Linked DNA regions of Mus musculus: all the other regions are linked to region 2. A link is a loop called in an ENCODE intact Hi-C map of the cell type or tissue named here. Cell type or tissue: left cerebral cortex. All regions are shown on one strand. Each heading gives the region's core, and the rest is flanking DNA. Links, peaks and the distances in the headings are about the cores only. Region 1 overlaps Hivep3 (human immunodeficiency virus type I enhancer binding protein 3). Region 2 has its middle 37 kb from the start of Gm35957. Region 3 overlaps Hivep3 (human immunodeficiency virus type I enhancer binding protein 3).

Evidence for each region. A loop is a pair of places that touch in the nucleus more often than their neighbours do. Peaks named below come from ENCODE experiments on the same cell type or tissue, not always from the same donor. Only the 100,000 strongest peaks of a DNase experiment are listed, where the experiment ranks them.
Region 1: a loop joins it to region 2, with 2.5 times the contacts of the local background. A loop is called at or near these places in 2 of 42 quality-filtered maps.
Region 3: a loop joins it to region 2, with 5 times the contacts of the local background. A loop is called at or near these places in 2 of 42 quality-filtered maps.

The regions. Positions count from the first base shown.
Region 1 is chr4:119,898,171-119,908,489 of GRCm38, reverse strand. The region is part of intron 1 of Hivep3 (human immunodeficiency virus type I enhancer binding protein 3); the gene reads right to left. Among named protein-coding and RNA genes, the nearest start is that of Hivep3, 89 kb to the right of the region's middle. In left cerebral cortex, for the core only: CTCF peaks have their summits at 3,968 and 4,967 (motif pointing left); DNase peaks (open chromatin) are centred at 3,948, 4,965, 6,204 and 6,774; H3K27ac peaks cover 2,625 bases.
Region 2 is chr4:119,755,515-119,765,833 of GRCm38, reverse strand. It overlaps a transcript of Hivep3 not described here. Among named protein-coding and RNA genes, the nearest start is that of Gm35957, 37 kb to the right of the region's middle. In left cerebral cortex, for the core only: a CTCF peak has its summit at 4,883 (motif pointing left); DNase peaks (open chromatin) are centred at 3,451, 3,854 and 6,041; H3K27ac peaks cover 2,980 bases.
Region 3 is chr4:119,875,302-119,885,620 of GRCm38, reverse strand. The region is part of intron 1 of Hivep3 (human immunodeficiency virus type I enhancer binding protein 3); the gene reads right to left. Among named protein-coding and RNA genes, the nearest start is that of Hivep3, 66 kb to the right of the region's middle. In left cerebral cortex, for the core only: no CTCF peak of the experiment used is centred there; DNase peaks (open chromatin) are centred at 5,151, 5,725, 6,528, 8,729 and 4 more places; H3K27ac peaks cover 3,851 bases.

The sequences.
Region 1 (10,319 bases), core at 1,483-9,482, 140 kb before region 2:
ATCATCTCAGGGTCACTGGGGCTGTCCTAGACTACTGGGATGTCATTTGTTCTCTTCTGCCTACCCACCCATAACTGCCTCTCCTCTCTCTCTCTCTCTCTCTCTCTCTCTCTCTCTCTCTCTCTCTCTCTCTCTCTCTGCATACTGTTTTCTGTGCTCAGCTGCAGGATGGGTACGGTAGACCCTCTTCCCCATGGTGGGCAGATCTGTTCCATGACACCCACGGATGTCTGGCTTTCCTCTAGGCATATTACCACAGTACCAGAGCAGTTGGCCCTACTGCGTTTATGCCTTGCTGCCTCATCTCCATCACTACGCTCATAATCTGGGTCTGTTTTGGACCATGTAGAGACTGCCATATCCAGGGATCCACCCCATAATCAGCATCCAAACGCTGACACCATTGCATATACTAGCAAGATTTTATCGAAAGGACCCAGATGTAGCTCTCTCTTGTGAGACTATGCCGGGACCTAGCAAACACAGAAGTGGATGCTCACAGTCAGCTAATGGATGGATCACAGGGCTCCCAATGGAGGAGCTAGGGAAGGTGCCCAGGGAGCTAGGGGGAACTGCAGCCCTATGGGTGGAACAACATTATGAACTAGCCAGTACCCCGGAGCTCTTGACTCTAGCTGCATATGTATCAAAGGATGGCCTGGTCGGCCATCACTGGAAAGAGAGGCCCATTGGACACGCGGACTTTATATGCCCCAGTACAGGGGAACGCCAGGGCCAAGAGGGGGGAGTGGGTGGGTAGGGGAGTGGGGGTGGGTGGGTATGGGGGACTTTTGGTATAGCATTGGAAATGTAAATGAGCTAAATACCTAATAAAAAATGGAAAAAAAAAGAAAGTAAAATCAGAGTGACCTAAACCCAGCCCTGCAATGACCCAGTTGTTGGTCTGTTAAGGCCAGAGAGTAGGGACCATACCCTGCACGTATGGATACACTGGATGCAGCGAGGATTCGTGACCCAGGCAGGACAGAATGGAATGGCGAGAGATTTCACCAAGCTTCTCAGAACAGCATGCCATTTAAAATGAGTAAATTGTTTACTTCTAGAATTTTCCACCTAAAATTTCAGATTACAGTTGAACCAGGGGTAACTGAAACTAAAACTGGGTGGGGTGGGGGTGGGGAGGATACAACACTGCCCTATGACGTGTTTCCTAATTAAAAGTGGAATGTATCAATCAGAAAGCAGGGCTCCCAGCTTCCTTCTATCAGGCTGCCACAGCGCGGACTCATCCTGAATGACAGGTAAGAGAAAGAGACAGCATGGTTGGCATCCACAGGTAAGGGGGACAGAGGAAGGGACAATGGAGGGAGGGGGATGAAGGTTCCTTCATTGAGACACCATCCCTACAGAACACCACTGAGCCCCTGCTCTCAGGCACAGCAGCAAACAGCGAAGAGCAGAGACCGAAAGAGCCTGGTATCTCACCTGGGGCAAGGTGTGAGCCTCTATAGTCGAGTGTGAGAGGAGCTGATATTTTTAGTTGAAAAATAAACAGGAAAACCAAAGAAGGGCAATGAATCCTATCTGGAGGCGTGGTCTGGAAGGAATTCATGATGTCTGTGACCTGGGTCTGAACAGCGTGTTGGGGGGGACTGGTCAGGAGGTGATGGGGACAGACTGCAGGTGCAAAGGTGCTTGGGTGGGATGGGGAGGCTCCAGCTGCACAAGGCTGAGTAGGAGGGGGTACCCCCAAGGCCTCAGGTGTCTGCTTCACAACTCTACCCAGAATGATAGCTGCTCTAAGATCACAAAGGTCACAACCCTCATGCCAGCACCACACAGTCACAGGGCATTTGCAATGGTTTAGAGCATTTGGTTGACATTACTACTTTGAGTCCTCATGATAAGGATGAGGTGAGACTACTTGTCCTTTGGTATATATTGGAGATTGCCTCCAGGACCCGGAGGAACACAATCCACAGGTACTTCTAATCCCTTTCATAATGGCATAACATTTAAATATATCCACACAAGCCTCTCTGGTCTGTGAAATCATCTCTAGACGACTTCTCTCAAATGCTGAGCGCATGCTCTGTAAATGGCTATTGGACCGTCTCTTTTATGGAAGAAAGGGGGAGGAAAGCAAGTCTGTGCTGGTTCGGTATCAGTGTGACACCTCCACCCCACCTCTAACTATTGTCACCTGTGGTTGATTAGCTCTGACTACAGAATCTTTGGCCAGAGAGGGTCAGCTGAACTCTTGTTATCTTTGTTATATATGTGAAGGTACTAGGCCCAGTGAGAGCAGGCAATCTACTCATGATCCAAACCACAACCAAGGTAGAACTGGGCTTGAACTGTTCTTTCTGGTTACCCAGTGGTCCAGCTCCTCAGTCTCTACCTCACCCAGCTGCAATCACCCCCCCTGACCCTCACCAAACAGGGGTATATGTCTTTCCTAGTGTATCCCCCAAGCTGACCCTTGATGATCCCACCAAACTGACAGACTCTGGATGGGGAGAGAGACCACAGTTGAGTCTGGGCTGGGACCCAACAATTTGTTGACTCAATCAGGCAGATGTGGAAAAGGTGTTGTCATGGTGGCAAGGTTTCTATTCCAGGCGGCCAGGCCATAATTAAATGTCCTGACCCGCACACCTCCAATTACTGCACAAGAGCTGGTTTCCCGGCCAGTTAACTAGCAATTACAGAACCTTCCACCAAAATTCCAAAGCACTTAGTAAAGGTCACTTCTTTTATTTTTTTTCAGATTCGGGGGTAGAAGTGGGATGGGACTGTTGCCCAGATTACAAGTAACATCTATTATTTAAAACAGGTTTCTGCCCATAGCAAACTGGAACTGCAGCCCACAGGCTTCCGTGGTGACTGCTACAAGGACTCCTGTTTGTGGCATATTGCTGTAGGTCAGGTACTGTGTCGGGGGCTTCTGTGGGATACCACTCAGTTTTTACAAAACTGGAGAACTGAGTATTACTGCCTCCATTTTATAAAGGAATACGCATGGTCATAGAGCCACGCCTGGAGGATTTTGAATTTGTACTCGGTCTATTTGCCTCAGAACAATAGGCTCTTCTATTAGCATGAATTAAAGCTAAGACATCTAGTCTGAAGCTCAGAATGAGGCTGATTCTATGCTGTTCAAGGGCTATTGAGAAGTCTTAACATTCTTTGATTCTGGCTAATCCTTGATTGACTGGTGTGAGGGTCTTGTCCAGCCTCTGTAATGATCACCATGTTAGGGCAATGAGTCTTTTCCTTTGATTGTTGAGATAGACTTTTATATTAATAAGAGAGACTTGGGATGGATTAAAGACTCTAAGGCCTAGGAAAAGAAATAACAGGTACCAAAGATACCGTCCATACATTTCTACTTACCCTACAATGTTCCTGCCAAATATTACAAATCAATAGTAATTGGACCAGGTCCTTTCTCGATGCAGGTGTTTCTTCTCATGGACTGAAGTAGACCAGGAGATGCAGGTGCTCCTCCCCCATCCTTCTCACTGGTGCATGGCAACTGTAATTCCTACATGCAAATGTCTGCTGTGTGACTTGACACATGATTATTTCCTAATTTATGGATTTATGTTTTATAAAAACATCAAGTCAAACAGAATTTGAAAGTCTATCTAACCCACTCTTACAAACAGACTAAATGCCACTCTAGTCAGAATTACCCATGGAAATTTAGAGTATAGGGTTAATTATGAGTGCATCCTCCAGGGCTTGTACAGTAGATCCTCAACAAGCTTACAGGAGATGAGCTTGCTGGGGTTGGTGGGGAGGGTGGAAGCGAGAGACTAGGGAGAGGAGGGGCTCGGAGGACAAACCGCCAACATCACCAGCCCACCAGTGTTCACACCTGTCCCAAGCCTATAAATTAGTCTTCAAGTGCCTTGTTCCAGAGGAGAAGTGTCCAAACAATATGCTCATCTGGTGAGGAGGAACTGCAGTGTGCACACCAGATGCATGTGGGTGCATCTCCCTACACCACAGCCAGGCTAACTTATTCCGGCTCCAGTGTTCAGGACCAAAAGCCAGCCACAAGCATTTCACAGCCAGGTCTCACCCTATGCTTCACAGACAGTCTCCCAGCCACCCACAAGAGCTTGATGGATTGAGTAATTGGAGAAATCCACGTAAACCTGAGTCTGAAACAGCAGGAGTGGCTCTTTGCCTCCTGAGCAGGGCCTTTTGATTGCTTATCCCACCAACTAAATCACACAGAATGTAAGCAATGTGCTACCCATTCTGTATAAGAGAGCAAATGTCCACAGCACCTAAGTGTTAGGGCCTACAGCTGATTCCAGGACCCCCCAACTAGAGGTTAACAGACACCAAATGTCTATTCTGGAATCCTTGCTTCCAGGCCACTACCACCCCTTCCTGGAGTCTCCACCTAAGAGGAGAATATTGTCCTTTGCAATCAATGGCCATGTGGGTGGGGACTGGCACTAAGCCAGCCTGCCAGCCCCCAGCAAGAGGCTTAGCCTCATGAAGAACAAGTTGCTTGCCCCAGCTTTCTGTAAACCCATGGAGCTCTCCAGGGTACTGACCCTCATTCTTGTCTTGGGGCAAGACAAGAACAGACTATTCAGAGTCCACCTATATAGTTGTATTCTTTAAAAATGGCTCGCCATTAAACCATTTGTGTCATTTAAGAAGATTCTGTTGTCACTTTTAACCTCCATAGATCTTTCTGAGAGGCCAGCTAGCCTCTGTGGTGTATGGGTCGTGGACTGTCTTAAGAACACCGCTGTAGTTTTTGAAGTTACCAGATCTTCATCTTGGATCCTGCCTGTCCTACACCTTGTCTGTGTCCCCTTCCCAGTCCCTGCCTATCAACTCCAGATGTCCTGAGTGACCCTTTTCAGCCCTTAGAGGGCTCTGTAGCTGGTTATTGATTTGTTTATCTCTCTCCCACTTGCCTGAGTTCCCAAGCTGCTGCAGGGCCTGGCCAACTGGAGCATTGCCAGCCAATCATCTGGACTGTCTTCCTCATGGTGGGGACAGTGGCCCCTGCTGGTCTCCTCTGAAGAACACATATCATTGTAAACTCCAGTATCTGTGCTTGCTTGCTTGCTTTCTTCTCCCTCTCCCTCTCCCTCTCCCTCTCCCTCTCCCTCTCCCTCTCCCTCTCCCTCTCCCTCTCCCTCCCTCTCTTTCCATTTGTTCACTTTGTTTAAGAAAAGAATTGAGCAGTGACTGGGTTATCCTCACTCCCTCACTCTATAACATAACGTAATAACAGTGTATTTTTTAAAAACTCACTTTGCTCTATTTTAAGGACCTCGGATGCATCTGTCTCATTACAGATCACCTCTCTATAAGACTGTGCTGTCATTATCCCACTCTCACAGGTAACAAAGGAGATGCTACACTAAGGGGAATAGAGGGGCGTGCACACAAAGAGGTCTATGACTCACCCTGGCAGTCAGTCCAACATGGCAAACCTATAGTACATATACAGTTCAGGCCCCTCCAGAGATGTTCCCACCCTCATGGTATGCTGTGGAGGTTGGGGAATGGCAAGATGCCAGGAGGAGATAAGAAATAAAAGTTGAGAGGTAAAAATAAAGAAATAAGTGAGTCTTTTGCAGGGGGAGCTAAAAGAAGGTCAAATTCATGCAGTAGAAGCCACTGTACCCACAGAGATGGATCCTTGTCAGACACCTAAGTTAGAGCTAGAAATGCTGCTTAATTTAAGGACAAACATGCAGAGGCCCAGAGAAACCCCTAAGTGCGTACATTATAGAGAAACCCCTAAGTGCGTACATTATAGAGAAACCCCTAAGTGCATACATTATAGAGAAACCCCTAAGTGCATACAATGCCATGGCCATTGGCCATTCTAAAAAGCTGTTTTATGTTAGCATGAAGAACCCCAAGGTCCTATTTCACAGAACAAAGCAAGCCCAGTCACTCAAATGTTTATTGCTTAGAATAAGCAGTTCACACGTCCAGGGGACTGCCCAGTCCCTCCTAGGGGTGGGAGCCAGAGGCACTCCTTCCCTTTGTACCAGTCCTTCGCCCACAAAGGAGCACCAAGGTCAAATTCTGCAAAGACTGAAAATGGGCAGGTGTTTCACAGAAAGCCACAGACTGGAAATCAAGCCAGCGTGAGGCTGTCTGAGGAGACATCTGAATTCCGACTAGCCAGCAGCCTCCTTACGCTCCTCTGTAACAAGTGGATCAAATCTGCATTGTGTTCCCATCTGGTCACCTTATTTTCAGAGTGGTGGTGACAAGTTTGTCCAGGAAAGGAAATTAGCAAGTATCAAGCCCAGACTGATGAGCAGGCTGTGGGGAGGGGACTTCAGATCGGCCATTTGCTTGAGAATCCAGCAGTCTAATAGCTCCCCACTCGCAGAATGAGAACACTCTTCCCTTGGAGACACACTCTGAAGACAGATGAGCACGGCTGTGGCGGCTCTCTGCTCCCCAGATACAGCCTGTGGGAGGATGCAGGGGCTCAGTGGCCCTAGAGTCACTCAGAGTAGAGCGGTTTCCTGGCCCTGGGTGAACTTAATCATGGTCACAAATACGCTGAGGCCTGTGAGAGTCTTGGAGCAGCTGTCTCCCGGCTCTGAGCCAAACCTCTCACTTTAGAGATGAGGACAGGCATTGAGGCTCTGGGTTTTTATGCCTGGTATAAGAAGCTTTGGATTTAGTAATCCAAACCCTAATATAGAACTCTTTCCGCCTGGCCAATATGGGGGACCACTCTTCGTCAAACATGGCTTGTCTTCCTGGTGCCGTGGAAGCATTTCTGGCAAGGCAGCTGGAAAACTGTGACTCATTACCTTCCAGGCCATCTCCACCAGCTGCTCCTCTTCTCAAACACACTGAACAAGACGCAGAGGCACAGAGGAGGCCGAAGAGCCCATGTGCTCTCTCCCAGTCAGCAGCAGGGAGTGAGCTGTTACTTCTCTCCCCAGGAGTCTGGTGAATAGAGGCTGCCGTGGAAACCTCCTCTTGGCTGCCGTCAGTACAACCACCCTTCAGCATCCATAGGAGATTTGTTCCAGGGTTCCTACACCACCACAGGAGAAGTCTCAAGTCCCATATATAACATGGTACAGTACTTGCATATAACCTATGTACCTTTCCACAGTATACTCTAAATAATCTCTAAATTAGTATGCAACACAATATTATGTAGTCACTCACTACATATTACACATGCAACTATATATGTGTGTGCATATATGTGTGTGTGTGTGCATGTGTATGCCTATGTGTGCTTGTATATGTCTATGTGTATGCATATATATGTGTGCATGTATATGTCTATGTGTATGCATATATATGTGTGTATACATATATATGTATATGTATACATACACATATACATATATATGATGTATATGTATATGACCTGGCTAAGGAATAATGACTAGAGAAAAGACATCATATTCAATCCAGATACCTCACAATAGTTTTAAAAATATTTTAGATCTGCAGATGGTTGAAACAATAGATAGAGAACCTAAAGGTGTAGACAGCAAAAGATATGTTTTTAAAAATCAAAGCAGACACTGAAACTTATAGAGGAGAAAGTAGGGAAAAGCCTCGAAGATATGGGTACAGGGGAAAAGTTCCTGAATAGAACAGCAATGGCTTGTGCAGAAAGATCAAGAATCGATAAATGGGACCTCATAAAGTTGCAAAGCTTCTGCAAGGCAAAAGACACCGTCAATAAGACAAAAAGACCACCAACAGATTGGGAAAGGATCTTTACCTATCCTAAATCAGATAGGGGACTAATATCCAATATATATAAAGAACTCAAGAAGGTGGGCTCCAGAAAATCAAATAACCCCATTAAAAAATGGGGCTCAGAGCTGAACAAAGAATTCTCACCTGAGGAATACCGAATGGCAGAGAAGCACCTGAAAAAATGTTCAACATCCTTAATCATCAGGGAAATGCAAATCAAAACAACCCCGAGATTCCACCTCAGACCAGTCAGAATGGCTAAGATCAAAAATTCAGGTGACAGCAGATGCTGGCGAGGATGTGGAGAAAGAGGAACACTCCTCCATTGTTGGTGAGATTGCAAGCTTGTACAACCACTCTGGAAATCAGTCTGGCGGTTCCTCAGAAAATTGGACATAGTACTACCAGAGGATCCCGCAATACCTCTCCTGGGCATATATCTAGAAGATGTCCCAACTGGTAAGAAGGACACATGCTCTACTGTGTTCATAGCAGCCTCATTTATAATAGCCAGAAGCTGAAGAGAACCCAGATGCCCCTCAACAGAGGAATGGATACAAAAAATGTGGTACATTTACACAATGGAGTACTACTCAGCTATTAAAAAGAATGAATTTATGAAATTCCTAGGCAAATGGATGGACCTGGAGGGCATCATCCTGAGTGAGGTAACCCAATCACAAAGGAACTCACACAATATGTACTCACTGATAAGTGGATATTAGCCCAGAAACTTAGGATACCCAAGATATAAGATACAATTTGCTAAACGCTTGAAACTCAAGAAGAACAAAGACCAAAGTGTGGACACTTGGCCCCTTCTTAGAATTGGGAACAAAACATGGAAGGAGTTACAGAGACAATGTTTGGAGCTGTGATGAAAGGATAGACCATCTAGAGACTGCCATATCCGGGGACCCATCCCATAATCAGCTTCTAAACGCTGACACCATTGCACACACTAGCAAGATTTTGCTGAAAGGACCCAGATAGAGCTCTCTCTTGTGAGACTATGCCGGGGCCTAGCAAACACAGAAGTGGATGCTCACAGTCAGCTATTGGATGGATCACAGGGCCCCCAATGGAGGAGCTAGAGAAAGTACCCAAGGAGCTAAAGGGATCTGCAACCCTATAGGTGGAACAACATTATGAACTAACCAGTACCCCTGAGTTCTTGTCTCTAGCTGCATATGCATCAAAAGATGGCCTAGTTGGCCATCACTAGAAAGAGAGGCCCATTGGACTTGCAAACTTTATATGCCCCAGTACAGGGGAACACCAGGGCCAAAAATTGGGAATGGGTGGGTAGGGGAGTGGTGGGGGGGAGGGTATGGGGGATTTTTGGGATAGCATTGGAAATGAGGAAAATACCTAATAAAAATAAAAAAAACAAGTTATAATAAAGCAAAACAAACAAACAGAAAAAAAATCAAAGCAGAAGCCTTCCTCTCACAGGGTTAGTGGTCTCTGATGAGCATGAGAGACCATTAAAATGGCATTAAGTGGAGAGCCCCAGACACACTCTCTAATCCACAACATGAAGCATTTCCTTCTGGACTCCAGGCCCCAGCCCCAGGTCTGAACACCAGGTCTGTATGAACAGCTTGGGGTCCTGCATTAAGGACCCATGAGCAAGTGATAGTGCTGCCTACAGACCCAGTGTGGGGTCATGCGGTAAAGGCAATAGTTTCCCCCACCTTGGTGGCCTGGGCTTTGTCACCTAGGGCTCCAGTGACCTCCTGCAGCTATCCACAGCTACCCAAGTCTGGAGTTCTCTAAAATGTCTGTCCAACAATGCCACACCCAGTGTGTTCCCCAGGGGAAAATATTTTATTTCTGGACATTCTGGAGTTCTTGACCTTGCACACTAATTCTGCTGCCTGGGGGAAGTCCCCAGAAGACACTAAATAATGAGAGCCAGGAAGACTGGCTCCTTTTTTTGATCATGGATGAAATTCAAGCCTCAATATGTCATGCCTGTGAGTCTTTGGAAAGCCAACTACAGAGGCCAAGAAGAGAGAGCACCCCTTAGCCAGCACTCAGCACACACCAGGCCATCAGGAGCTCACACCATCAAGCTCACATGCAGAACTTCAAGAGAACCCAGTTATGTGAGGATAATCCCTGCCCCTGGCCCACCTTCAACTCATAGATCACACCTAACATCTCAAGGGACATTCAGGACCACCATGGTGGTTAGTGTGTTCCCATTTCACAGATGAGGAAAGGCAAGCTCAAGAATGTTGAGGGCCTGGAGTCACACAGCTGAGCTGAGATACCCAAAACTAGAACTTGGTGTCAGCTCTCGCTTTCCCAAGGCCAGCTCCTCCCACCAGAATTCATCTGGGAAGCTTACAGGACCTGGGTGAATTGGTTTTCCAGACTCTATTTCTAGTGAAATCTTGCCCTGCAATGTATTAGCTTCTGTTCCCCATGCCTCTCACAGCATGCTAATCTTATAATTATTATTCATGTATCACTATTTGTACTGAAGGGTCATAGGAAAATTTTATTATGCATTAATATTTCCATCCCATGAACATTTGTGGGAGCAAAGAAGTTAGTTCCCACTCTCAATGGAGAGATATTCCTTTTTAAAAGCATTGCTTTCCATAAAT
Region 2 (10,319 bases), core at 1,478-9,477:
AGCATAGAGGCAGAGAAGCAGTCTGGTGATTCCACAGACATCAGAGAGGAAGCAAGAGATGCGCTCTGCACAGCCTTATCTATGCAAATATTAGTGTCATCTAAAATATCAATAAATCCTCATGTTATGTACGAATGACATCAAGCAAATCACTTTTTATGTATCTGTATCCCTAAGTGAAAGCAAGACGTGAGCTGAGCAAGTTTCTCATTTAGTGAGTTCTTCAGGTGCACCCTCGCCACAGCAAACAGGAGTCCCATGCCTGTTTCAAGTCTATAAGGGTCAAATCAATGCCGCACAGGAAAGGAAATGGAAGGACGCAAAAAAAAAAAAAATCATTCAGCTGTTAGCACATGGATGAAAGAATCACTGGATGAGTGCCACTCCCCACCCCCACCCCTAACCCCAACCCCAATACCATGCATGTTCCCTGTGTGGTTTAAGTTGAGGAAATGTTTCTTCTGTTGAAACCAGGCATTATTAGTAAACACCAATTGAGGGAGCCCGACATGGCTAAATTGCAGGCTTCTTTGGAAACAGGCCTGAATGGAACGTATTAACATCAATTGTATTTTTCATGGTTAAGCTGTTAAATATCAAACTGTGCTAAACGCTAGCTCTCTACACAGTGGCTAAATCCAACTACCTGTTATATCAGCTGAGTAAATCGTCAGACTTGGGGGAGTCAGCAGTGTAATGGATGTGTTTATAAAATATCCTGAGGTATCCTGGCTTAACATCAAGAAGCAAAACACCCCTTAGAGTGTTAAAAGGCTTCTATTAAAAAGAAGGATTGACAAAGGGGTGAACATTAGATTAATTTTTAAAAGGAAAGCCAAAATACTGTGGAAAAGAACATAACCCACTGTAGGTTTCAAGTGAGTAGTCATATTCTGTCTTTCTCATTTGTTTATTCAAACATTTTTGCCCTACCATTGGACCATTATTTAGAAGACTGGACACTTAGTTTAGCCCAGTTTAACTGATAGTTGGCTTTTGTTCTCTTTCTTCTTTGACTTTGAGTATTTGGAATGTTTTGTTAAATTGAAGAAAACAAGCAAAACCGTCATAACTTTTGCAAAGTTTTACATAAAAAGAATCTGTACTGAGAACTTCAGGATGGGGCTGATATCTGTCTGTGTGTGTGAGGCTGTATTGTGCAAATGTGGGTATGTACACATGTCTATGTGTTTCAGGGGTTACATGTGTATACACATGTGAAAACAAGGTTTTGTACACACAAAACCTTTGTGTGTTTAGATGTGCATATGCACATGTGGGTGTATATGGAGAGGCCAGAGGTTAATGCTAAATGTCTTTGTCAGTCCCTCTCCAATCTGTCCTTTGAGACAGGGTCTCATTGAACCTAGAACTTGCCCACTTGATTAAACTGGTGGCCAGTAAGTTACAGTCTCTTTGTCTCTATTTCCTCAGTACTGAGATTACACACACGACCATGTTTGGCCTTTTAGTACTGGAATTACACACACACACACACACACACACACACACACACACACACACTGCCACGCTCAGCTTTGTAGTACAGTACTGGGATTACACACGTGTACACACACACACACACACACACACACACACTGCCACACTCAGCTTTGCGTACTGGGATTACACACACTGTGGTGTCCCTCCTTTCCTGGTGGTGCTAAGTATCTGAATTTAGATCCTCACGTTTGTGTGACAAGGGCTTTGCCTACAGAGCCATCTCCTCCCCGCTGCAGGTGTCTTATATGGCATGTCTGTAATGCCCCACACAGACACGGCCTAAGAGGACACCCTGAGAGGACATTGCTTGAATAGCACTGGCTGTTATTACTGACTGATAAAAATCAGATCACAGATTCCTGTTTGAGTTCTGACTACTTGCAATAATGAGAACTAATGAAGCATTCATTACCAGGCAGTTTCTTCCGTATGACAAGATTACTGGAGGTGAAGTCAGCTGTCCTTGCCACTTCCTTCATGCCATGCTCCACTCTTACTCTGAGCCCTTCTGAATATCAGGTAATAATTTTCCCTCTCTAAATATTTTTCTAATGGTAAGAGCAATATGTGCTCATTACAGGAATATTATAAAATATAAAGCAATTAAATAAAAGGATGAAAATCCTCCAGAAGAATTCATTTAAATCCTCTTCCTGAATAAACTCTCATTCTTATTTCTTAAGCCAGAAGACATTAGAATTGGAGCAGTAATAAAAGTAAAGCCGTAAGTTTCTTGAGTGACATCTCGGTGGTTCTCTGAGAAGCATCTTCTCACCAGCCCCACCCCCAGGATCCCAACAATGTCCGCACCTCAACCAGCATACACTCAGGGCCTCAACGCCAGGATAACTCTGGGTGACAAGTGAGCCTCAGGAATAACTAATATGACAGTGGAAAGCCAAATGAGTAGAAAATAAAATGGTATGTGAGCCCAGTAAGTGGAGAGAAGGCATCTATATCTGATCAGAGGTGCTATGGGCACATCCGAGTAGATGAGGACTCCAACGGTGGCAGCATCTCAGAGGCAGGAAACCTAGAGGGAAGGAAGGCACCGACCAGCTTCAGAAGAGCCTCGGCAGCCCATCCTAAAGTCAGCAGGAGAGTCAAACCAGGGCTGGCAGACAGCTGGCAGTAAAGGACGTGAGTTCAATCTCCATAGCCCATGGTCTTTGGTTTGGTTTTTTTGGTTCGGTTTGCTTGCTTGCTTGTTTATTTTAAGGGGAAAAAGGGCAGCGTATAGTAGCATGAACTTACACTAATTTCAGATCTGTGAGGTGGATCCATGGACCTCAGTGGACAGCCACTTTACCCTAATCAGCAAGTCAGGCCAATGAGAGACCCTGCCTCAAAAAAGCAAAGTGGTCAGTGCTCCTGGGGAATGACATCTGAGACTGACCGCTGGTCTCCATTTGCACCTGCACGCACGCGCGCACACACACACACACACACACACACACACACACGATGTGTACCAAGTGGATTGTCCTCAATCTTTTCATATAAGGCCATATCGAAAGTTCTAGAAAATCAAACGTATAAAACATTTCTAGACCCCGCTCCTCAGGACTGTTTAGCCATGGTTGATCTTGGTATTCAAATTATATGCATATGTTCTGTCTCTTTTTCTTGTTCTCCTTGCTTATCTCTACTTCTCTTTGTACACTAACTTCATTCTTTAGCTATAGAGAGACTGCATACATGGCAGGCTTTGACAGTTCAACACTCTCATAGCTTACTAAAATGTGTCTAGTAGAAGAACCACAGATGTCTCTGAACCTCAGTCTGGGAAAACACTGCATCCACAAACGAGTCTAGGTGACAAGGAGGATGTGATGCTGGGGTAGCCCACATTAGACCTCATGTCCCCTTATGAGGGCAGGATGAAGTAAAAACCACTTTAATGACCACCCCACCAGGATCACATGAGGTAGAGAGGCAGCATCTCAAAATAAGAGGAGGATGGGAGAGTGACTTTGACTCACACCATCTGTTCCATCGCTCCCCAGTTCCTCTCAGATAGCTCCTTCCATTTCATCAATGGGGATGCATCATGAAGTCTCCCCAGCCAATCTCCAGGCAGGTAGGTGGCAGCTCTCCTGTGGTTCACAATGCTGAGAAATATACAAAAATATGTTCAAGCCAACCTTAAAGACCCCCTAACAGTCAAAGATGTCCCCCACCCATTTATAAGGCAAACCCCACTGAAATATTCTGAACAGAGCAGAGGTGCCAACTACTGCCAAGCCTCAGCCCCAAGTATGAAAGTCACCTGGTTGAGCCTGTGTCTTACATTAGCATATTTGAAATCTGGTCATTTAAAATTAGATTCTAAGTGGAACGAGCATCCATATGGCACCAAAGATGTGCCAGGCCTTGTCCCTAAGTGTGTTCCCTGTAGTAACACTAACAGGACCTATTACTGTTTCCATTTGTGGCAAGAAAGCCAGGGCACAGAGGAGACACACGCACACCGAGCCAGACTTGAGCTCTAGAGCCTGCATGGCCAACCTCAAGGCTAGACTCAGTGTCTTGGCTCAGGATGGATCATAAAGATGGCGAGCCAGGGAACTGAAAACAAGTGACACTCTGGACCAGAGTGATATGCAGCAGAATAAACAAACAGATGCAAGAACATAATCAAGACGCTGAACTGTCAGCTCAGCAGCACACGCTTGTCAGCGTAGCCCCAACACTGTCTAGGGAGGGTGCGAGCAGTCTGGTTTCACAGAACCAGGTTAAAGACACTTCACGCTCTACTGTTATGAAAATGTCTTTTCTCCTGAAGCTGACATGTGACACAGAGGGCAGCCTAGCTTCTAGGGAACATTTCTCTGCAAGGTCTCACTATTGTGTCTGCACTTTTCTTAGTAGAGTCTTTATTTGTTCTTTGATAATCTCATACAAAATGTTTTAATCATATCCACCTCCCATTCTGCTCTCTCCTTCCCCTCCCACTCCCTCTGGATCTTTTCCTCTTCCCAGCACATCCCTCTCCTACCTTCATGTCTTTTTTTTCTGCTTAATTAGGGTTGCTTGCACATACATGGGCGAGCATAGGGTTATTCGTCAGGTCATGGGCAACTGACACAGCTACATCATTGAAGAAAAATGAATCCTTCTCCCCCAACAACCGCTCTCTGCCAGTAGCTCCTCAGCTAGGGGCAGGACCTCATCGGTCCCTCCCAGCCCATGCTGGAATGCTGACTGGCTAGCTCTGGCACAGGTGACCACGGTCTCTATGAGTTCACCAGTTGCAGTGGCTCTGTCAGAGCCAGAAGACAGCACTCAGAGCACTCGTCCCATCCTCCAGCTCTGACATGACATGCCTCCTGCTCCCTCTTCTGGCTGTTCTCTTGAGCTTTGGGGTGAAGGGAGATGGTAAAGATGACATAGGATGATAAAGGTGAGCACTCCGCACCCCCTTACCTTTGGCACTCTGACAGTGGTGAGTCTGCATTAGCCCTGCCCAGGCCCTTCATTAGCGCTGAGGCTTCATGGCCACCGGCTCTTAGGAGAGTCCTAACAGCTAAAGGGCTAAATTGATAGGCAGGTGTCTTCATTAAGGTTTCTACTGCTGTAAGAAACACCATGACCAAAGAGCAACTTGGGGAGGAAAAGGTCTGTGGCTTCTTTCAACTCACAGGTCACCCTCAGGCCACTGGGGGAAGTCGAGCCAGAAACTTTCAGGCAGTAACTGAAGCAGCCGCTGCAGAGGACCACTGTTTACTGGCTTGCCCCTCATGGCTTGTTCAGCCTGCATTCTCATACACCTCAGGACCACCTGCTAAGGGATGGCACCACCCACAGTGTGCTAGCTCACACGCCAAGCACTCATTTTTACAATGGACCACAGCCTTGCCCACAGGCCAACCTTATGGAGGCATTCTCTCAGTTGAAGGTCCCTCTCCTCAGACAAATGTTGCTTGTGACAGGTTCACACGTAGTTACGGAGCACCTACTATGTGTCTGACCCTGAGGACACAGCACTGACAAGAGATGTGTGACCATGCCTCCACACACAGCATCTTTCCCCTAGCCTTGACTGACTTCACACTGCAGCCGAGGTTGACCAATGTTTACCATCTGTTACTACCATAGCTGATGTACAAGCAGACATACTTGTTTGGCAAAATACTGAGATAATTTTTGACCACTTGGTAAATAGCCAATGCCTACCTAAATCCTTCAGGTGTCCCACCCTGCCCTGGGCCTAGCCCAAGATTCCGCCAGATACCTCATGATCTGTCATCAAGCAGAGAGATAAGCCAAGCCCAGCAGGAGCACATGGTCTCCCTCTGCTATGCCTGGTGAGCACCACCTCCCTGTTCTTAAGTACTTAAAGTAGCCAAAAGGCAGAAAGTATCTGTTCTCTTTAAACAAGTTTAAACTCATATTTTCTCTGGTCTACTGCCAATTCTCTTTTAAAAACAGTAGGTCTTTATTTTAATTTAAAAAAAAGAAAAGCATCAGGCACACAATGTGACAGTCAGCAACCGTCTGAGCCCAGCTCAATAACACAGAAGACATCACACCAAGACAGGACCAGATGCCTTCCAACTCCATCTGCCACCCACTCCAGTTCTCAAAAGGCACCTTCAAGTAGTCCATGAGCTGAGGGAACTGGAAGAAATTCCCCCAGACCTCACAGAGGCCCGTAGCAGTGGGGAAGAACATCGGTCATGGTGTCTCACCCATATATGCCCAGGGGAGATCCCTGTGCCTGCCCAGGTGATAGGAAAGACAGACTGGCCCTGAAGGACAACTATGAAAGCAGCCTCAGTGGGAGAGGACCCCTGTCTTCACACTGCCCCCAACCCCAACTAAAGCTCTATACCACTCAAGATGCTTTTAAACTACAGATACCTGGATGCATATATAAGGAACTGAGTTCAGATCTCCAGCCCCCCATTATTTTTAAGGTTTTAAAGTCAGGCATAACTGTAGGCTTCTTAGGATCTCAGCACTAGAGAGGCAAAGATAGGAGAATCCCTGGGGCTCACTGATCTGGCCATAGAAAGCTCTAAACAGTAAGAGGCCCAATCTCAAAAAAAAGGTTGAGAGCAATCGAAGAAGACACCCATCACTGGCCTCCAGCCTCTACATGCATGTACACATATATACACACAGGCCTCCTGGTGTTGCTACACATGCATATGCAAATAAAAAACAAATGCAAGCCCTGCCTACTTCTTTCAGCTAATCCATTGTCTTGGCGACTCCAGATCCATGAACCATCTTGTGGAATAGTCAGAGGAACCCCTGGAGTTCTACTCTAGAACCCCTCAAGTCTGAAACCCAGAAGGGAACAGCACAGATTTCTCCTCCCACCCTATCTACATGCTCAAGCAGCAGACTGATCAGTGAGAGGTGCCTCTGGAACATGCAGGGCTCTGATTCTCCACATGTGTCTCCAAGACACTCAGTCAGCTCCCGATCTGAGGGCTCCGGTTTTAATGGCATCATATTGCCCTTTCTTCTAGATATTTCTGGAAGTAAGAGTCTGCTAGTATTTTTACATGTCAGTGAGTGAAGTGGAAATGAAGACTTCAAAGCTGATTTCTAGTAAGTAAGATGATTCTTCCATTAGGAAGCTAGGCAAGGAGAGTAATGAGTTGGGGGATAGAGCCTAGGGTATCCAAATGGATGACTTCCAAAAATAATATCATGCAAGAGGAAAACCCCATAATACAATTGAACTTTTGTCATTTTCTGAGCAACGGGGTTCTTCATCCACATGAATTCTTAGCCAGTCAAGCCAGTGGAGGTGACATTGGTGAATTGATAAAATATCCTTGGGAGGAGAGGCCTTTGAGGATACCATCCTGGTATATAAATTTGGAAGTCCTGCCCCTTCCATATGGCTGTCAGACTGGCAAGGAATCAGGCCAGAGAGAGAAAAATCTCCAAAAGACTCATTGCAGAGAAGAATCACAGCTTTCATGTGGCTGACATGGAACTCAAGGTACAGGCAGGTAAAGTGTCAAATTCAATGGTCACATGTCTTTTGAAAAGGAAAAAAAAAAAAAAGGTCATGAGTGCAGTTAGGGGAGAGCTCATACATGCCTCAGGGAGACAGACGCTCCAGGTGTTTAGTTAAATGAAGCAGCTGTTAACTGTATAAGATTTTCTTTGTCTCAAATATCTTGCTACCAATAAAAGAACAAATCCATATAACAATCTCAGCTTCAGTATTAAGTCTACAAGGGGTGAGAAGACATGCCCCATTATTCTCCACACTGCAAGGTTAGGCAAGGAAGTACAGCCTCACCAACACCTTCCCCAGCCACAGAACAAACTCCAAGCAAGTCCTACAATGGGCTCCCTGTGTGACCCAGGAGGGAAACAAAGCAAGGAAGCAAATCTGAGAGCCAAGGAAGGAATCAGGAACACTCCAGTTCAAAACAAGAGGAGCCCATGTCATCCACCCTGGGTCCTCAAAGCATTGAAATGGCCTATTTCTGCTCATTTGGTATGGGATTGGGGTGGGGGGAGGGTTATTGAGTAGTAAGCACAGTGAAAGAGTAGAGGGGAGGGGAGGGGAGGGGAGGGGAGGGGAGGGGAGGGGAGGGGAGGGGAGGGAAGGGAAGGGAAGGGAAGGGAAGGGAAGAGAAGAGAAGAGAAGAGAAGAGAAGAGAAGAGAAGAGAAGAGAAGAGAAGAGAAGAGAAGAGAAGAGAAGAGAGAACTTCTAAAGCCTGACTGATTACTGTGCCAGTTTACTCTAAAAGCCCATCCCCTTTAGTGACCATGCCACAAAGGAGTGTGCTAGCCCTTCACCAGGCTCAGACATCATGGCTCCTTTCAACTGCATATTTAGAAGAATTCCTTTTTTTTTTTCTTAAGAATTATTTATTTATTTTGTGTTTATGAGTACACTATAGATGTCCTCAAACACACCAGAAGAGGGCATTGGATCCCATTATAGATGGTTGTGAGCAACCATGTGGTTACTGGGAATTGAACTCAGGACCTCTGGAGCAGTCAGTGCTCTCAACCACTGAGCCATCTCTACAGCCCAGAAGAATTCTTTTTTATTTTGGTATTTAATAGTACATGTTAGAGTGTTTTGGGTGCATGTGTGTCCATGCTTAATGTCTGCAAGAGCTGAAAAAGGGTGTCATATCCTATGAGCAGTCATGTGAATGCTGGAAATCAAAACCAGGTAGTCTGGAAACACATGTTCTAAACCCTTTGAGCCATTTCTCCAGCCCCTTTGTTGGGTGCAATTCAGGAGATAAAGGGCACGTGTGGGGTGTGCTGTGCTGTGCTGTGCTACCCTGTGCTGTGGCGTGGCTTGGTTTGGGAAATTGCACCCAGGCACTTCATCTGACAAGCTGAATGGGGAAAATGGCAGCTTCAGTGAGCTTGAGCAGAAGCAACTGTAGCATTGAAGATCTATCTGTTAAGGCCATTTGTGAACATTCGAGGATAATACTGACTTCTGTCAACTCTGGAACATCACCCTAGTTTCAGGACAGAGCTCCCTGTGGAGGAAAGTTCTATCAAGAAGGCGCCATCTTCCTGTTGGACTCTTTTAATAAGAGGCCAGGGTCAAGGATAAAGGGAGGAGGCAACCATGCAGCAGGCTGTGAACTCAGTGGAAATGAGCAACATGCCACACACTGGAATGCACAGCACCTGTTCTCCTTGAAAACACTGTCAAAGCTGGTAGTAGTAATCCTAGCCCATAATCCCAGCACTCAGGAATCTGGGAGGAGAAGAAGCTAGGGGTAGGGCAAGAGAGGGAGAGAGGCAGAGAGACTTTTGATTGTTACTAATTGCTTTCCAAATCTGCTCCAGAGTAGCTATTTGGGACTTCTTTTCATTGTCCTACTGGGTAATTTCTGACTGAAGAATATCATTCAGTAACTGCTGTTTTCTGGAAAGGTTACATATAAATAAATGTCCCACATCTGTTTGAGATGCTTTAGTCTCTTATCATTAATTGGCTTGTGCAGCAGACATGACTAGATGCCAGAATATCTAGTCTCACCCCATACTTCTCACAAAAGGATGGTTTTTAGGCAGGTCTCCCTCATTTTGTATGTCCACAAGAGGATGGGGTTTTGATGGTTATCTATAGCTATTACCCCATATTTGTTTAAGAATAAACATGTGCCAAATTTTTGATTAAGAAAACATATATACATACATACATACACACACACACACACACACACCTCTCCATAAGACTTCTGAATAGCAAGTATTCCCATCATCATAAGACTGTTGTTTCTAGTATCTTGCTACCAGAGGGAGCTACTTTTTGTGCAAAGTTAGAAATTTGAAGATGATACCACAGAACGATGCAAGAATCATGAATCCTGATGACTACCTATCAGTATTAAGGTAGTGAATTTACCAACACTGATGATTTTCAAATCTCAATTTCATATGATATAATATAATACAACTAGTCCCTTCTTGCTTGAGCCACTTCAAGACTTATGTTCTTTATAGCTAAAAGAATTCTAGCTAATACAGTTGGGTATAAAATTGTTTATATCCTTTCCTTTAAATCTTTGGAAGCATCCTTTCATTGTTACAATTATAATACTGCAGTTGATAGATAACTGCATTCAACATATTCTATTCTCTATTTTCTAAGAATGAATTCTCTTGCTAACAGATTTTATGTTTAGCTTTTTTTTCAAAACTACTGAAATTCATGAGAATATGTTTGACTTGGATTTCATTTTTCTGCTTTTCAATTGTTATCTTTCCTTAGTTCAACAAGAGTGTATTGCATTTTTTGCCTTCTTTATACCTGTTATGCAGACAATAGACCTGTCAAACTATATCTTTTATACTTAGCATA
Region 3 (10,319 bases), core at 1,533-9,532, 120 kb before region 2:
GCTAAAACTTAAAAATGGCCTGATAGGGTTTTCTCCTCTTGTTCTTTTCCCCTCTTCCTCTTCCTTCTCCTCATTTAAACCAACTTTACCTTTTGTCTTTGTTTCACCTCTCACCCTCTTTGTCAGCATGCTGACACTTCTTCCCCAGGTGTGACCCATCACTTTAGGGTGACCAGTCTCCCAGTTCCTGCAACTGGATGCTGATTCTAGACTAGTTGGTGTTCTCATTGTTTCACAGCCCAACTGAGTTCTCAAGAGAGATGCCAAGGTGCTATTGGCAGAAGCAAGTGGGCTAAGCAGTAGTGAAGGGTGGTGCGGATCAGGCCATGTGCATTGCCTCCATCCCACAGAGCATCTGTTTACATCTTGGGATGAATACTGGGTTGGTCTGTAGAAGAGACCAACATCTAGTTTCAGATCTACATAATTAATAAGTGTATATAATACCTCAGAAATTAAATTGTTCTTACTAAAGCAGTTCATGGTAAAGAATATGCCTTTCTCTCTATTAAAAAAAAAAGATACAAAGATGTCACTAAGGATTCAATAATAGCATTTAAATATCTCCAATATTTAATCCCCAACAGCCATCTAATTGAACTTAAGGCCCACCCAAAATGAGGGAATCTCTGCCTAGTATTGTAAACCAAGTCAACTATCCATAACTGGTGAAGTTGTGAACCCTAGAAGAGAACCAAACTACCACTAGTTTCCCAACCAGTATAATTGTTGACTGCATGCTAAATACTTATGCTCATATGTTTGGACCTACTGATATGGGTAGTCCTCATTCCTCATCAAAGAGCCTCATTTTGTAGCAGACAGAGACCATCACAGAAGTCCACAGCTAGTCAATATGCACAGAACAACTGTCCATTTACTGATAATTTACAAACCCCTACAGGAAGAGCTCAAGGAACTTCAAGTTTAAATATGCTTGGCTCAGGCAGGGCATGGCACTATTTGGAGGTGTGGCCTTGTTGAAGGAAGTGTGTCACTGTGGGTGTGGGCTTTAAGACCCTCATCCTAGCTGCCAGGAGGTCAGTCTTCTCCTAGCAGCCTTCAGATGAAGATGTAGAACTCAACTCCTCCTGCAGCACTCCTGCCTGGATGCTGCTGTGCTCCTGCCTTGATGATATTGGACTGAACCACTGAATCTGTAAGCCAGTCCCAACTGAATGTTGTTCTTATAAGAGTTGCCTTGGTCGTAGTGTCTGATTTTAGCAGTAAAACCCTAGCTAAGACAATCATAGAAGAGGATAGTGTGGGGCACCATAAGAGCCAGAGGACCGATGTCTGCTGTGAGATAGTGAGGTGGTATATTCTATAGAAGACAGGGAGCTGTACCACACTATCTCAACAATGTGGTTACCTAAACCTGCACAGTGACAGTACCAGTTGACATGTCAACATGGATGGGTGGAATCTCACAAAGTCTGACCCCTAGATAAAGAGCAATAGGCAATCAACAGCTAACAAGAAAAGGAGATTCAGTCTTCCCCAGAGAAGAGCCCCTGATAAGTTGTTCAACTCTAGTTGTCCAGCCATAAACATACATACATGTGATCAACACTCAATAGATTCAGCAGGCCGTATTTATATTTATATGTGTGCACATATACATATTTGTATTAATTTTTTATCTTTTGGTTGTCCAAGGCAGGGTTTCTCTGTGTAGCCCTGGCTGTCCTAGAACTCACTCTATAGACCAGGCTGGTTTTGAACTCACAGATATCTGCCTGCCACTCCTTCCCGAGTACTGGGATAAAAGGCATGCACCACCACCTCTGGGCAATACATATTTATATTTATTTAGCAGTAATAATTGAAGAAGAAGTATGAATTTGAGAAGGATCAGGAAGGCACAGGAGGAGTTGGAGAGGGAGAAGGGACTGAAATTGACATAAATACAGTACTCATGTATAGAATTATAAACAAAAAATGTAATTAAAACTCATCGTCTTTCATTCTCAAAGTAGTACAAAGAATGATAGTACCCATCTTGTAGAGAAACAAAGAAGCCTGGGCAAATTAATTCACATATGGTTTTTAGAACAGTGGCTCGATTAATATTAGCTATTATTATAACATTATTACTGTTGCTGCCGCAGTCATTATTGGAGAATTGGAGACAATTTCTCTCCTCCTTTTCTTCTTCCTTCTCCTACATGCTAGCCAAATGGGCATAGTGAACTCTATGGCCTCTGCCCATCAGGCAAGGGTGGACACATTCAGGTTCAGAACTTCCACTAACCTCCTGGATTTGAAGCCTGAAGAGTGCCAATCACAGAAGGGACTTGGTGCAGTTTACTGACTGGAATTTCTACATGGAAATACTTGATTGTCTCTGTCTACTATGCCTCCCCATGTCCCCCATTAAAGGCCTGCAACCGCCAACATGTGAGATTTGCCTAATTCATTTCTGCCTATGTTTTGGAAATCAGCAAATGTCCACAGTTTTGTGACCAATAGAGTTTTAGATGAGACAAGCAAAATTAAGACAAAGACATTCTTAACTTCCTCAGGAAGAGAGTCCTGACAGCACTGTCTTGGGGCCCTGGTGAGGGCTATGGGGGAAGTATGTGTACTCAAAGACCCCCCCTCTTCTCCCAGCACCCAGTGTGGGAGTGAGGCCAGTTGAAAGCTCAGCTTCAGCCTCCCCGCCCCCACCCCCAGGAGCCGCCTGTGCCGTGAGAAGCTGCATTAACACGGAGACCGCATGCCTCTCTAAGAGCAGAGGACACAGCAATTGATCCCTGGATGAAGACAAAGATCCCTTTGCCTCTGGTGACTTTTACCAGCATACATTCTTTCTCTCTTTACAGGACAGGACGTGTGAAGGAGGCCTGACAGCTTTTATGGTGTCTTGTTGACCCTGGAGTTCATGGTTTTTCCATAGAAGTTTCTCAAACTCCGACTGAACTATGAAATGTCATCTGTCAGCCCACACTGTTACCTATTGTGAAATATTCTGGAAAGCCAAGATAGAGTAACAGGAGAAATTACGGAATGCTGGAGCTGTCCAAGTTCCTAATGGTCATTATACTCAGCCACCTCATTCTGCAGATTAGGAAACAGGAGCTCAGCGGGATCACCCAGCTGGCTAATGGTAGAAACAGCTGGATGGGAGGGGGACCTGTATGGATTTGCTTTCTGTTCCTGTGATAAGCACCATGACCTAAAAGCAACTTGGAGAGGGAAGGGTTATTTGGCTCATGCACTTTCTCACAGTCCATCATTGGGGTGGGGGTGGGGGTGGGGGGAGGGTGTGGGGGGGGATGTCAGAGCAGGAACACAAGCAGAAGTGAAGTGAAGAAGCGAAGGCCTGCTGCTTACTGGCTTGCTCTCCATGACTAACTCCATCTGCCTTTTCTATATCGCTTTTCTATAACCCAGGACCACCTGCCCAGGGATGACACCACCTACAGTGGGCTGGATCCTCCCACAGCAGTCATTAATCAAGAAAGTGCCCCCACAGACATGCAGGCAGGCCAGTCTAATTCCTCAGTTGAGGTTCCCTCTTCCCATGAGCCCCTTGTTTGTGTCAGTTTGACAAAAGTCCATCTAGCACAGGTTCACACTCAGCTCCCAGCTCCCTGCTGTGGGTGTGTGTGCAGATTCCCATTTAGTCATTCCAAAATATTGAAGAGCTTGCATTGCGGGGTGCTTGGAGCCAGGGCTGCAGTGATCTACAGTGCGGCTTGGGAGTTTACATCCTGGTGGGTGCAGGAAAAGGACAGTGTCTCTCTCCCTCTCTCTCAGACCTGGATGTACTGTGCCCAGATTCTAGTGCTCACTTAAAGGTTGGGGAGCCTACTGTAAGAGGTGGGTCACTACTGTAGGAGGTATGGAAGCAGATCAATAGGGGTACATCTTTGAAGGCTACAGGTGCACCCCTTATATTGCCCCCCCCCCATTCTCCGGGCTTCCACCATCACTTACAGAAGGAGCCATTCCACCTGGCCTCCTCCATGAAAAAAAACCAATCCAAAGAAATCTTTGTTCCCTTTAAGTTGTTTCTGTGGAACATTTGGCCAAAATGATGTAAATGGAACATAAATGGCTGTTGCCTTTTGAGGATCCACCTACAAGTCTCAGCCAGTCCGTAAAACAAAGACGCCAACCCAACAAAACACCATCCCAGATGGAATTGGAAGCAGGAGCATCATCCAACCCCGGGGGGGGGGGGAGGGAGTGGGGGAACAGTGTCTGCTCACAGCAACTTACAGCTAACGCAAAACTGAAACCAGCTTTTCTCAAGAAGGATTTTGGGGGACCCAGGAATGGATCCTTAGCAATCTGCTTATAACTACATCTTATCTAATCACTTGCTGCATGACATCATCAAGTTTTTCTACCTCTCTGAACCTCCATTTCTTGGTGTCCACAGGGGTGCCACAGTTAGCCTGTGGTTTCTTCACCATGAGCTTCAGGGTCCACAGAGGGCAAAGTGGAGCCCATGACAAAACCTTTGACCTCTTTTTCTCAAGGTCCCGATCCAGAACAGTCTCCTCTTATTACTGGTTCTGTGTAGCAAAGCACATGGGAATGTTCTTAGAAGGTGCTCACCACACACACCCGTCCTCAGCACACATGGGACTCCGCAGCACAGACTGCATTCAGTTTAAGCATCATGTCCATCAAGAACCCTCTGTCCCGGCAGACGACAGTGGGTCACTTATGTGCTCCCATGGCAACTCCTGGGTAAGTTTCCCATAGGAAAATCCCAGAGGCTGGCACTAAGGAACCCAGTGCCTGGGCGTGAGCATGCTGGACGTGTGAACACTCAGAGTGGATGTGACCTATCCACAGCCCTGACTTAGCAGGTACCACCTGGGGCAGAACCCGGGGCAATACATGGCTAACTCGTTTCCTAGATCCCATGAAGGGTTCCATCTACCTTGCTCAGCTTCATAAATGCCCAGTGCCTAGCCTAGGTGCTCTCTGTCTGTCTGTCTGTCTGTCTCTGTCTCTCCCCCCTCTCAGAATTTTATATATGAATATATATCGATCAAGTCCACCGTCCACTCCCTCTCCAACTCCTCCCAGAGCCCATTTAGTATACCATATACTTGAGTTATAGCAAACTGCTTCTGTCTTGGATGCCTGCCCCACTCGATCATGCCAGAAGGTGCTGTGGCGGGCAGGGGTGGATAATCAACAATCATATTTAGCTGTGAGCCCTGTGAGCTACAGTAACAAGCAGCCCACTGGTGAGATGATGACATGAGTGTTTGGGGAGCAACCAACTGCTTTCAGATTGGATTTAAGACTTGCTCCATAAGATGGGATTCGTGCTTGGTGCTGTGAATAGGGCCGAGAATCCACGCTGGGAAGTCATTGGGCTCCTGTGGACAACTTACTGCCTTTGTTCAGCTAAATGGACACAATATTAAGCTACACCCTAAATACTTCTCCTTATGCCCATAAGTTAGTGCAGCTCTGAACCCTCCCTCATCAGAGAGGCTTTCTCTTTGTAGTAGGTGGCAATTCCTTACAGAGACTCGCAGCCATTCAAAATGCAGAGAGTATGAGGCTGTGGAGCATTCAGCCCTCAGTGGGAAATCTGCTTCATATCCCTCCCCCAGCAGGATCATTACAGTAAAAGGGGTAGAATGACTGTAAATCAACTTAATCTAAATTTGATGTAAACCCCGGTGTTTCAGTCACAGCGGCCACATCCCCAGAGGTACCAGTACAGGAGGCTTCTATCACCACAGAAAGTCCAGCGTGAAGCCCTTGGCAAGCTGCCTGGGGCCTCTGTTTTCATCTGTGCATCAGCTGCCACAGTTCACAGGTTTTTACACTTGTTTCCAGTGAGCCTGGACCAGATTGGAAGATGCCCTAGCACCACACCCACCCAGAACCCCGGACTGTGACCTTATTTGAAAACAGGGGCTTCGCAGATATAATTAAGTTAAGGTGACCCTGGAGAGGGGTTATTCCCAGTCCAATATGACAAAGCCCTTGTGATCAAGGAGAAGCCACACATACAGATACATATACAAAGAAAACCTGTGACCAAAGAGACAGTGATGTGTCTATAAGCTCAGGACCAGGAAGGATGAACAGCAGCCACCAGAAGCTACCAAGAGGCCTAGGAGGAAACTTCTCTAGAGCCTTTGAAAGGATCGTGGCCCCACTCATGCCCCGATTTCAGATCCCTAGCTTCTGACGACATGATAAAATAAACTGTTCTTTCAAGTGACCTCTCCTTCTAACAGTTAGTTGCAGTAGTTTCAGGGCTGTGCCCTAGGATCCTGACATTTCCCTACAACTTTCCCTTGAAGTCATCCTCATCCTGGGATATGAATATGCTTCAGATATCAACCTCCAGGCAGTGGAACCCACAGTAGCCAATGGGACTCTGGCTGCACTGCTCAGTGACGGGGTGGAACAGCTGACCCTGGAGGGAACCAGGCATGCTGAGCTGACAGTGCTCTCCAAGGAGGAGCCAGACAAGCCAAAGAGCCTGTGAAGCCTCACACTTTCTATCCTTTCCCTGCTGAGGCAGAGTCAACGGCTCCCAGTGAGGCAAGCCCCACGCTTCCCTGGCAGTGTGACACAGTGGAGGCTAGGAGCTGAGTTTATTAGGTTGCTAGATCAAGGGCTGGCAGGATGCTGGGAGGAATGCCCACCTACTTACTAGTGGCAGTGTTGGCACAGCTTACAGATGTGACCGGATCTATGCTGGACAGTGGAACCAGCCCTTGTTGCCACCTACAAACTACCACTTCCAGTGCCCACACAGCATACCTGTGCACAGCAGCCTTTGGATGAAGGCTGTAGCACAATCTTCTTGAGGTGCCTTATTCCTAAAACACACCCAGGATTCTCCCTCTCAAACGCCTTCCTACCCAACTCCTCCAGGATCCCACCACAACCTCAGACAGAGAACAAAAATCTGGGGATTCTAAGGTTTATTGAATGGTTTCTTAAGGAAGCAGCAGGCAGGGTTTCCCACATGTAAACCAGGCAAAGCCCCAGGTTGAACAGCCTTCCCCAGCTTGGTGATCTCTTCACACAGAGCTGAACCATCCTGTGCTGCTGTCTGAATATGAAATGTCTCCCATACATTTGTGTGTCTGAATACCTGGTCCCCAGCTGCTGGTACTGACAGATGGTTGTAAGCCACTAGGGTTGGGCCTTGGGGTCTGATAGTCAGGCTCTGCTTCCTGTCTGTCCTCTGCTTCCTTCCTGCAGACGCAATGTAACCAGTTGTCTTACCCTCCCCATGCCAACCCTTCCCTGCCTTGATGGGCGGTATCCTCTCAGACTGGGAGTCAAATAAACCCTTTCTCCCTGAAGTTGTTTCCTGTCAGATACTTGGCCACAGCAATAATAACACACACGTCCCGCCCACTGTCACTGCCTCACCTCTGGCCGAGTTTATATTCTACAAAGTTTATCAGAATATCTCACCCCCCTTTATTTTGATGGGTTTTGAGGCAGGGTTTCTTTGTGTCGCCCAAACTGGCCTTAAACATGCCATCCTCTTTCATTAGTTGCCCAAGTGCTAGATTATCGATTGTGAGCCACACTACCTGGGGGCTCGTGTCATTTTGAAAAGGGAAAGTAGACAGGCGCTGCTCTTCCTAAAGCGAGGAGAAAGCAGGCTCACTGGAGTTGCCTTTCTTCACATTCCTTACAAGCTGCATGAACACGTCACCCATTCTGAGCCTTGATTCCCCCACAGGAAAACAAAGGGCCTGGTGGGAATGTTCATTTAGGACCCAATGAGTTCAGTATAAAGTGGCCGAGAAGTTGATACATCCTACTGTCCTTGTGTTAGTTGCTAACGACACTGAACCAAGTTCCTGGTATACACTCAATTAACAAGAAATTGTGTTGTCATTTCTAAAGTAATACCAAGCAAAGCCAGACGCCTAGCGTCATAAAAGTCAGAATCCTTGTGGTACAGGCCTGTAATCCCAGCCACACTAGAAGCTAACACAGGAGGGTTGCAAGTTCGAGGCCAGCTTGAGCCACAAACTGAGTTCAAAGCCAATGTGAGAAATTTTAGGGAAAGCCTACTTCAAGATCAAGAAAATAAAGAGAAGACTTGGAGCATGGCTCAGGGGTAAAACATATGCCTGGCATGAGTGAGGCCCAGGTTTCAATCCTGGGTATCACAAAACACTACCACCAACATGTGTTATAATGGAGGCAACCTTGTAACCACCCTCCCTGCTTACATCTCTCAGGTAAGGGGACCCAGGCAAAACTATCTGTATTCCCACAAGGTATCCACAGTGTAGGTTGGCTCACCCATTATTCCCTGCTGTGCCATTACAGCCCCCTAAAGTCTCCTTGCTCCATTGCTATGGGAGGGCAGAACACTGTCATGCTGCCCCTCCCCCTTCAGGGAGTCATGGTAGGGAAGCCCCAAGGGCCAGCACTCTCCCAAACCTCAGACTCACTGAGATTGTGGAAGGAGCCCAACCTTGTCCATCCTCCTGCCCAAGACAAACGAAGAGAAGAGAAGATCCCTGACCCGATCCTGGCATATTCAGATGCCCTTTCATTTGCTTTTGAGGCTTTCTGGTCGGGTGGCAATATCAGCCCTTCGTTCCTTGGTAGAGTTTCAGGACGGCCCTAAGACCAGCTGACTTGTCATCTGCCACTACACCCAAGTGCCTGGCACAGATCCGTAGTGAGATCAGACTCAGTCTCTGTAGCTTTCCAGAATGGGGCTTCAGTGGAGGGCTGTGCTTTTGTTTCAAATAAAGGATTTTTTTTTCTTTGCACTCAAAAGCATTCACCCTGGAAAGTGCTGCTGTAGGGACAGAAGGCAGGAGCCAGTCTCCACGTCCCTCCTGAGCATGTCAGCATCCTCCATGTGAAACTCTAAGAGGGGTGGCACAGCCACAGCAAGTCCCCGAACTTTACAGCATATGTGCCTCTCCAGCATGGATCCACTCCATAGCACATTGTTAAAGTGATAAGTAGTGATAGACTTGCCATGAATATTCCAGATAAAATCTCTCTCCACAACAGTTGATGTAGACAAAGGGCATCACAGGAAATGGAAGAGGGAATGAAAGAGCCTGTGTGTGTGTGTGTGTGTGTGTGTGTGTGTGTGTGTGTGTGTGTGTGTGTGTGTGTGTGTGAAACCATTCATCAGACATTGATTTCAATAAATGAAGCATCCAGAATGTCTGTGGCAAGTGCAGGGTGCTTGCATTTCCTTCTTAAACCTCATGAAGCCCAGTCCTGGTCCCATAAACCCCAGTGATAATAGACAGGTCCAATTCTGGAAGCTGCCCCTTCTGTTGCTCTGTGAATAACACTTAAGGATGCTTAAAGATGGAAGGTCAAGAGAACAGAGCCATGGAGAGCCAGATTAGCAACAAGCAAGCTCCCTTACTCCCTGAAAGAAAATGGGAAAAGGCTTCTGTATGGGTCAGCATTTCTCCCAGCAAAAAATGTTAGCAAAGGCTGCCCACGACCCCTTCTGCACTCCCAGGGATCAAGAGCAGGAGCCGAAGACCCCAACATCCAAGCAGGAAGGAGAAAAAGATGAATAGAAATTTTAAAAGGCTAGAAAGGAGAGAAAAGCCAACACAGCCACTTCATCCACAGATGAAGAGTGAGCCACAAGCCCAAGAACACAGAGTAGGCCAGCACCCAAGGACATCAAGAAGAGGAAAGCCATGAGCTGTGTGCCTCTATGTCCCCTCTGTTTGCAGGTGTTTGGACTTGCTTGAGGTGGGATCTTCTGCTGTAAGGGTATTGCTGAGTCCTTCCTGATGGGAGGGGACATGGCACATGCAGCAGGCATGCCTCACACAGAGTACCCTGCAGGCAGAGCTCTGTCCTCCCCACCCCTCCCAGTGCTATCACATAGCTGGTACCACTTCCTGCCCAAACTGCTCCTGCTCACAGGGCTTGAAGGCCACAGTGCTAGAGACAGCCCTAATGCCAACTCAATATGCATTTCCCAATCTTCAAATGGAGAAGCCGAGAACCAGAGAGACTGTTGCATCCTATATATAAGACTTGGAAGCAGGTAACGGGGTGGCTTCCCCATTGGGACCCACAAGTCTCAAGCTTGCCTGCCTCCCAGAAAAGAGGGTCCTCTTTCTTTGATTGTTTGGACTAAACTACCACCCAAAATGCAGAATCATTTTGGAGAGGCTAAGATACAGCATCAGGATTGAAATTTAGAGAAAGGAAAAACTAACAGCCAGCATGGGCCATCCTAGTACTGTAGGTGGACCCACCATAGGACGACCTTGGCTCCTGGGAGGACCAGCCATGGAGGGGAGTCACTAGAACAGCCTGGGCAGAGGGATGCAGGGACCTCCAGGCCTCAAAAA